Regions from separate parts of the Homo sapiens genome. Here region 1 is linked to region 2. A link is an interaction called in ENCODE POLR2A ChIA-PET data of the cell type or tissue named here. Cell type or tissue: OCI-LY7. All regions are shown on one strand. Links, peaks and the distances in the headings refer to the core of each region. The heading gives the core; the rest is flanking DNA.

Region 1 (4,391 bases), core at 179-4,178, 72 kb before region 2:
ACTGCTTAGTGAGATGGTGCATGGAGTGCACTTCCCATAGTGCCTAACATGAAGTAAAAACCCCAGTAATTAGAACCATCATGATTATAATTTTTTCATTGCCAAAGATTCTTCTGAACCAAACTAAAACTAGGAGAGCTACACTCTCCTGAAGCATAATATTCTAGAATAAGAGGTGTTTTGTTTTGTTTTGTTTTGTTTTGTTTTGTTTTGTTTCAGGGTCTCCCTCTGTTACCCAGGCTGGAGTGCAGTGGCGCAATCCCAGCTCACTGAAACCTCGCCTCCCTGGCTCAGGCGATCCTCCCACCTTAGCCTCCAACCTCAGCCTCCTGAGTAGCTGGGACTATAGGCACATGCCACAACGTCAGGCTAATTTTTGTATTTTTTGTAGAGACAAGGTCTCACCATGTTGCCCAGGCTAGTCTCGAACTCCTAGGCTCAAGTGAAGGGCCTGCCTTGGTCTCTCAAAGTGCTGGGATTATAGGCATGAGCCACTGTGCCTGGCCAGTGGTGGTATTTTTTTATTTTTTATTTTTATTTTTTTGAGACAGTCTTGCTGTGTCATCCAGGCTGGAGTGCAGTGGCACGATCTCAGCTCATTGCAAGCTCCACCTCCCGGATTCACGCCATTCTCCTGCCTCAGCCTCCTGAGGAGATAGGACTACAGGCTACAGGCGCCCACCACCACGCCCGGCTAATTTTCTTTGTATTTTTTAGTAGAGACGAGCTTTCACCATGTTAGCCAGGATGGTCTCAATCTCCTGACCTCGTGATCTGCCTGCCTTGGCCTCCCAAAGTGCTGGGATTACAGGCGTAAACCACCCCGCCTGGCCAGTGGTGGTATTTTTAAAAAGATAATCATAAATTAGATTTACATTCAGTCACTAAGATTTAATTGGAAATGTTTGCGGGGTTTTTTTTTTTTCCAGGTAATAAAAGAGACACCCACTTTACCATCGAAGATCTGAAGTCCTTAGGTTATCATGTCTGTGACACCCTTCTGGACTTTTGTGATCCTGACCAAATGAAGGTAAAAATGGGGTTTCAAGAAATGTGATGAAGGCCAGGCATGGTGGCTCACACCTGTAATCCTAGCACTTTGGGAGGCTGAAGTGGGTGGATTGCCTGAGCTCAGGAGTTCAAGACCAGCCTGGGCAACATGGCAAAACCCTCTCTCTACTAAAAATACAAAAAATTAGCTGGTCGTGGTGGCATGTGCCTGTAATCCCAGCTCTCGGGAGGCTGAGGCAGGAGAATCACTTGAACCTAGGAGGCGGAGGTTGCACTGAGTCGAGATCACACCACTGCACTCCAGCCTGGGGGACAGAGCGAGACTCAAAAAAAAAAAAAAGAAATGTGATGATGATGCTGTGGTCAGTTTCACATGGGTCCAAAGTGAGCCCAGTGGAATTATAGGCAATCTTTATTTTCCTCTTACTAGTTTTCTGAAGTTTTTATAATAAAAGAAAATAAGAAAGCCCCCAGACTGCATACTGTCTACAAATGGTAAGACCTCATAATTCACCAAGAAGATGGAGACAGTCCTTTGGAACACCTCTCCCTCACTTCTGGACTTAACCTATGGCAACACCTATTCTTTTTTTTTTCTTTTGAGACAGGATCTGACTCTGTTACCCAGGCTGAAGTGCAATGGGGTGATCACGGCTCATTGCAGCCTCAACACCTTAGCCTCCCAAGTAGTTGAGACCACAAGTATGCACCACCACACACAGCTAATTTTTAAGCTTTTATAGAGACAGGGTTTTTCCGTTCCCAGGCTGGTCTCCAGCTCCTGGGCTCGTGATCCTCCTGCCTCAGCCTCTCAAAGTGCTGGGATTACAAGCATGAGCCACTGTGCCCAGCTACAACACTAATTATCTTTCCTTTTATTTTAGAAAATCAGGTGTCTTTTCTTTTTTTTTTTTTTTTTTTTTTTTTTTTTTTGAGACAGGGTCTCCATCTGTCGCCCAGGCTGGAGTGCAGTGGCGCGAACTTGGCTCACTGCAATCTCCACCTCCCAGGATCATGCAATTCTCCTGCCTCAGTCTACTGAGTAGCTGGGATTACAGGCGTGCACCACCACGTCCGGCTAATTTTTGTATTTTTTAGTACAGATGGGGTTTCACCATATTGGTCAGGCTGGTCTGGAACTCCTGACCTCAGGTAATCTGCCCGCCTCAGCCTCCCAAACTGCTGGGATTATAGGCGCGAGCCACTGTGCCCAGCCAGGTGTCTTTTCTCTTCTCCAAAGTTAGCCCTGCTCTGTGTACACTTGTTGACTTCCCCTATGGCCTTTCTGAGGTCTTGCCTCATTAATTATGTCTTCCCAAACAAACAAACAAACAAAAAACTAATAATAATCATCATCAGGCCGGGTGCAGTGGCTCACACCTCTAATCCCAGCACTTTGGGAGGCTAAGGCTGGCAAATCACAAGGTCAGGAGTTCGAGACCAGCCTGACCAACACGGTGAAACCCCCATCTCTACTAAAAATACAAAAATTTAGCCAGGCGTGGTGGCAAGCGCCTGTAATCCCAGCTGCTCGGGAGGCTGAGGCAGGAGAAACACTTGAACCTGGGAGGCAGAGGTTGCAGTGAGCAGAGATCATGCCACTACACTCCAGCCTGGGTGACAGAGCAAGACTCCGTCTCAAAAAAAATAAAATAATAAAATAAAATAAAATAAAATAAAATAAAATAAAATAAAATAAAATAGAGTATTGCATTGTTGAAGAAGTTGGCAGCCAGGCATGATGGCTCACGCCTGTAATCCCAGCACTTTGGGAGGCCAAGGCGGGCAGATCACGAGGTCAGGAGTTCGAGACCATCCTGGCCAACGTGGTGAAACCCCATCTCTACTAAAAATACAAAAATTAGCTGGGCGTGGTGGTGTGCGCCTGTAGTCCCAGCTACTCAGGAGGCTGAGGCAGGAGAATGGCTTGAACCCAGGGGGCGGAGGTTGCAGTGAGCCAAGATCACGCCACTGTACTCCAGCCTGGAGACAGAGCAAGACTCTGTCTCAAAAAAAAATAAAAAAGAAGAAGTTGGCTCTAGTCAGAGAAAAGTGGCTAGAGCAGTGCTCACTGATGTTCTGCCCTAAAAAAATTTCTATTTGTTCCTCCCGCTCATGTAATTTTCTGTTAACATGTCCTTACTAGCAGGGGTGCAGGTTATTCATCTTTGTGTTCCCAGCAATAAATAAAATGCCTTTCAGCATATACTTAGTAAATATTTGATGAATAAATAAAATGGGCCAGGCATGATGGCTCACGCCTGTAATCCCAGCACTTTGGGAAGCTGAGGCAGGTGGATCACCTGAGGTCGGGAGTTCAAAACCAGCCTGACCAATATGGTGAAACCCTGTTTCTACTAAAAATACAAAATTAGCTGAGTGTGGTGGGGCATGCCTGTAATCCCAGCTACTTGGGAGGCTGAGGCAGGAGAATCGCTTGAACCCAGGAGACAGAGGTTGCAGTGAGCCAAGATAGTGCCATTGTACTCCAGCCTGGGCAACAAGAGTCAAACTCCGTCTCAAAAATAATAATAATAAATAAATAAAATAAAATGAATTAACAAAATAGTTCTTTTTTTCACTTTCATAGTTCACTCAGTGTCTAGCAGAGCTTAAGGAGCTTTTACGACAGGAAATCCACAAGAAATTCCATGAACTTGGACAAGATGTAGATTTAGAAGGAAGTTGGAGTGACATCTCTTTGTCTGACATTGAATCCAGGTAACAAAGAAAAAACAGAGTTTTGTTTTTTTTTAAATACTTTGTTGTTAACCTGGGTGATATAGTGAGATGTTGTCTCTACAAAAAATACAAAAATTAGCTGGGCTTGGTGATCTATGCCTGTAGTCCCAGACACTGGGGAGGCTGAGGTGGGAGGATCACCTGAGCCCAGGAAGTTAAGGCTACAGTGAGCCAAGATCATGCCACTGCACTCCAGCATGGGCGACAGGCTCAGAAACAAAAAACAAAACAAAAGAGTGAATATTCTTTGCCAGCCTCTGTTTTAGCCATTAGAAAGGAGTAGGGAGTTGGGCAGGCAGTTTGTGTAGGGCCTTGTAGGGAACTGCAAAGCCTTTGCCTTTCACTCCAACGGAGATGGAAAGCCTTTGGAAGGTTTTGAGTAGAGAAATATCATGGTTTGACAGGTTTTAGTTTCTTTTTTTTTTTTTTTTTTTTTGAGATGGAGGCTCGCTCTGTCGCCCAGGCTGCAGTGGCGCGATCTCCACTCACCGCAAGCTCCGCCTTCCGGGTTCAGGCCATTCTCCGGGCTCAGCCTCCCGAGTAGCTGGGACTACAGGCGCCTGCAACAACGCCCGGCTAATTTTTTGTATTTTTAGTAGAGATGGGGTTTCACCGTGTTAGCCAGGATGGTCTCAATC
Region 2 (4,391 bases), core at 274-4,273:
TGCAAGCTCCGCCTCCCGGGTTCACGCCATTCTCCTGCCTCAGCCTCCCAAGTAGCTGGGACTACAGGTGCCCACCACCACGCCCGGCTAATTTTTTGTATTTTTAGTAGAGATGGGGTTTCACCATGTTAGCCAGGATGGTCTTGATCTTCTGACCTCATGATCTGCCTGCCTCAGCCTCCCAAAGTGCTGGGATTACAGGCATGAGCCACCGCAATCGGCCAAGATTTCTTGACCTAGCGTCTTTAATCCTTCCGCCCCAAGCCCACATGCAGCCCCAGTTCCCCAACAGCCTCTGCTCTGTACATTTGTGCCGCACTGGCAGCTGCTCTCTGTGTCTGTTGTCTTCCACGGAAGCCTTGTGCAGGAGGAGCTGAGCTGAGAGACAGGGCTATTTATAAATAGAAAGTGGGTGTAAAGTTCTGCAGTCACAAGTGTTTTAAACAAGACTAATTCCATCATCTCCCCCAATCGAACTTTGAAATTTCTGTCCACCTCCTCATCTCCCATCTTTCTCAAAAGCCTGCAAGTTCTTCTCCTCTCCTTGGTCAAAGCCACCATAAGCCTGGATACCATGGTAGCTAAGAGATGTGACATGGAACAAAGTGTAGGAATTATATAGATTCAGCATAGTCAGAGTCAAAGCTACTGACATAACATAAATGTTCCTACCACCTAGTAATATTTAGTGATGGCTCACCATGTGCCCTGCCCATGTCGCCATTAGCTCCAACCCATAAAACAGCCATATAAGCTAAATACTGCTCCCATTTTAGTAGTGGAAAAGTGAGACTCAGAAGGGTTCATTGATTTGCCCAAGACTGGTGGTAAATAGCAAAGCCCAGATTCTGATATGGGTCTGCAAATCTGGAATTTCTAATATGGCACGCACATGCATTGCGTCCCAGTATTTTTCTGCATGATGATCGGAGCACAGATTTTAACGAAGAGTGAAGTATGAATCTTAATGAGAGGAGGGAACTCGTGGTTTTATTATAATAATGAAAGGATCAACATTGTATGCTCAACAGTTAGTTAGATGCCCAGAAGCCCAACTCAAACTGGCTACATTGGCTCAAGTAATAAAAATGGCCAGTGGTGAATCTGGGGGTTCAAACAAGGGCATCGGGATTCGGTCTTCCCACCCCTCGGCTGGTTTCCCTCTCCGACGGGCTCTCCACATGGCAACAAGATGCCAGCTGGCAGCTCCACTCACATGGCTTCTTAGAGCTTGTGATTCCAGAGAAAGAGCAAAATCACTTTGGAGAGCTCCAGCAAAAATCCCCAGGAGGACTCTGGCTTGAAACACACACCCATCTGTAAAGCATTTGGTGTGTCTGGGAGACGCTAGCCAGGCCTGAGTCACAGGCCCATCTGAAGGGGTAGAGGTCCAGGGTCAGCCCCAGAACCACATACATTCTGCTGTTCTGTTCTGTTTCCTGTCCTCCGCCCCCACACTCTTCTCAGAGCTGGACTGTTTTCTAGTGGGATGCATGGCTCATCCAAGGAAGGTTCACTGGGCAAAGACATACATTACACCCTGTCCAAAAGAAACAGTTTTAATAGAAAGGGAAAAAAACAACAGTTCACCCAGAACATGTGACACGTGAGACTCCATGAAGCTAAGCTGAGCACAGAAGCTGGTGTGTTTGAAACCTTCCATGCACAGGTACATACATATGTCAGCTCAATCACCCCATGAGCCTGATAATAGCCACTTTTTCTCACTTTTTAAGTGAGAGAAATGGAAGCTCAGAGATAAAGATTTAAGTGACTTGCTAGTAAATAGCAAAACTAGAATGCAAACCTGGGTATATTGGAGTCCACATCCTGCAAGCTTTACACCACAGCACACTGCCAAATTGGAGGAAACCAGGTGTTGAGGGTGAGACTGCTAGATGAGCTCGTGGAAGTCGTGTCCCCAGGGAAGCACACATCTGACTGCCTGACGTGCTCTGAGAGCAGCAGGCACTGAGCTGGAGACTGCCCTGTCCTGGTAACTACAGTCTCGCCCAGCTAGTCGCTGAGTGGCTGATAAACTCTTCACATTCATCAATGACAGTTTCCTCTCAGCTGGAAGAAAAAGCTGCCAGGGAGCTGCTCCCCCAACCTTCCTTCTGATGGGGAAAGACTCCCCTGGTGCTGTTGATGAGACAGGAACCAAAGGAGAAAGTTGGATTTGGAAGGAAGGGCATGTGGGCATGGGATGAATGGATGATTGGATAAATAAATAATCCCAGAAAAATGATTTGAAAAGTTAGAAAAAAGTTATGATTCTAAGTTTAGAGACAAGATGGCAATATGGCACAAGAGGGATAGGAAGCTCTGGGATAAATTAGGCTATCGCATTTGCTGAAAATCCCTGTGCAGAGAAAAGGAGAGCCAAAGAAACCAGTGTGGCTCTGTAGAGAGCTCTCTGATAAGTTCAAAATTTAAAAGGTGGGGTACAAGAGACGGAAGGAAAGGTGAAGTCCGTGATAAACTGAGACTTGGAAAAGGTGCAGACAATAAAAGATATTGCTGGTTATGTTCAAGCAAGAGGAAAAAGGAGAAGACAGGGTTCCATCTGGGGATGAAGATGTCAGGTTGGCAGTTTTCAGAGAAAGCAGAATACTCAACTCTGATTTTCCTCTTTCTCCCCCGAGGAAAAGCACTTCCAGACTGGGAAGAGTTCAGCAAAACAGGGGTTAGAGGACATTAAACCCCAAATAGAAGAAAAGATAAGAGAAAACCTAACCACCTAGCCATTCAAAATGAGCTGCAAATCCCAAGGTGATGACAGACCTTTGCAGATAAGATCCAGGGACCTTTGCCAATGTGGCTATGAAAGCTGCGGCGAAAAGGACAGGGGCCACAGTCCTGGACAGCTGCAAATACCCTGACAAAAAAGAAGAAAAGGGAGATCCTGGGCACATTTCCCTCAAAATCTATTCTAGAATATAACATTAAACCATGGATTTGAGAACACCTTGCTTGAGAACACCTAGAAAAATAAGTGGTATCTTCACAAAGAACAAGATGCGGCGAAAATGATAAAAATATCAACAATAATTTGTTACTTATTTACTCAGAAGGCCACTAGGAAAATTCCTTGGGCCATACATAGTGTTCCTTGTTTCCAGTTAGACATTGATTGTCTCACGATTGAAGAGGCTAGTAGGAAAATATCGATCTCAGAGACTGCCCAGTCAGGTGGATTCATGTAACTGCTGTGCTCCTTCACCCCAGTTGGTTATCCGATTGCTGCAGAGCTTGCTGAGGAAGTATCTCTAGTTCTGTGCTCCTAGACCCTGGTCAGCCTAGTAGTGGTCAGTGCCCACTACACTTGCCAAATTTGCAGAAGGCACCACTGTTGGGATGAAAAGCTAATATTTCAAAGTCAAGATTCTAAAATAACTTGAAACAGTGGGCTGAAACCAGCAGGATGAAATTTAAAAGAGTAAGTGGAGAGACCTGCATTTAGATTAAAAAAAAAAAATCAGCTGCATAAGCATAGGATATAGGAAGTTTGGTTTGCCAGAGGTGCCTGAGAAAAAGGCTAAGGGCTTGCAGCTGATCTCAGGTTGAATAGAAACCGGTAGGAATGGAGCAGCTGCTTAAAAAGATAGTGGCTCTCCCCACCTCTTGTTATTTTAGTTACAAAGGGGTGAAACAGTGAAAAATATGGGAGACAGCCGGGCACGGTGGCTCACACCTGTAATCCCAACACTTTGGGAGGCCGAGGCGGGCGGATCACGAGGTCAGATCTAGACCATCCTGGCTAACCCGGTAAAACTCTGTCTCTACTAAAAATACAAAAAAATTAGCCAGGCGTGGTGGCAGGCGCCTGTAGTCCCAGCTACTCGGGAGGCTGAGGCAGGAGAATGGCGTGAACCTGGGAGGCGGAGCTTGCAGTGAGCCAAGATCTCGCCACTGCACTCCAGCCTGGGAGATAGAGCAAGACTCCGTCTCAAAAAAAAACAAAAAAAACAAAAAAGAAAAATATGGGAGACATATTAACAGCAACTGCTGTTAATGGTTTCTAATAGATCCCCTCAGAGGTATTCATTCCAAGTACACATAAGCAAATGCATGCTTTTTATTTTTTCACATAAATGGTGGTATGTTGTGCACCTTGTTTTTTATTTCACTTAACTAACAGCATTTCTTAGCGATTATTTCATCAGTATACAAAATGATTCCTCATTCTTTTGTAGGGATGCATCGTATTCTACTGTATATATGTATCATAATTTATTGGTCCTTTTGCCGGACATGTAGATTATTTCCAGTATTTTGCTATTACAAACAATGCTGCAATAAATAACACGTCATTGCTATTACAAACTGTTTGCTATTACAAGCCATGCTAAAATGAATAAGATGTAATTCCCAACAAGTGGGCATGTATC

The links. Peaks named below come from ENCODE experiments on the same cell type or tissue, not always from the same donor. Only the 100,000 strongest peaks of a DNase experiment are listed, where the experiment ranks them.
Region 1: POLR2A ChIA-PET joins it to region 2 with 5 read pairs; 4 of 35 experiments call an interaction of 5 or more read pairs at or near these places.

The regions. Positions count from the first base shown.
Region 1 is chr11:47,676,612-47,681,002 of GRCh38, reverse strand. It overlaps AGBL2 (AGBL carboxypeptidase 2), which reads left to right. Exons shown (of 19, transcript NM_024783.4): 13 at 930-1,030; 14 at 3,602-3,732. Among named protein-coding and RNA genes, the nearest start is that of MTCH2, 36 kb to the right of the region's middle. RefSeq lists a silencer at 572-866. In OCI-LY7, for the core only: no CTCF peak of the experiment used is centred there; no DNase peak of the experiment used is centred there.
Region 2 is chr11:47,604,509-47,608,899 of GRCh38, reverse strand. It overlaps a transcript of MTCH2 not described here. Among named protein-coding and RNA genes, the nearest start is that of C1QTNF4, 12 kb to the right of the region's middle. In OCI-LY7, for the core only: no CTCF peak of the experiment used is centred there; a DNase peak (open chromatin) is centred at 1,899.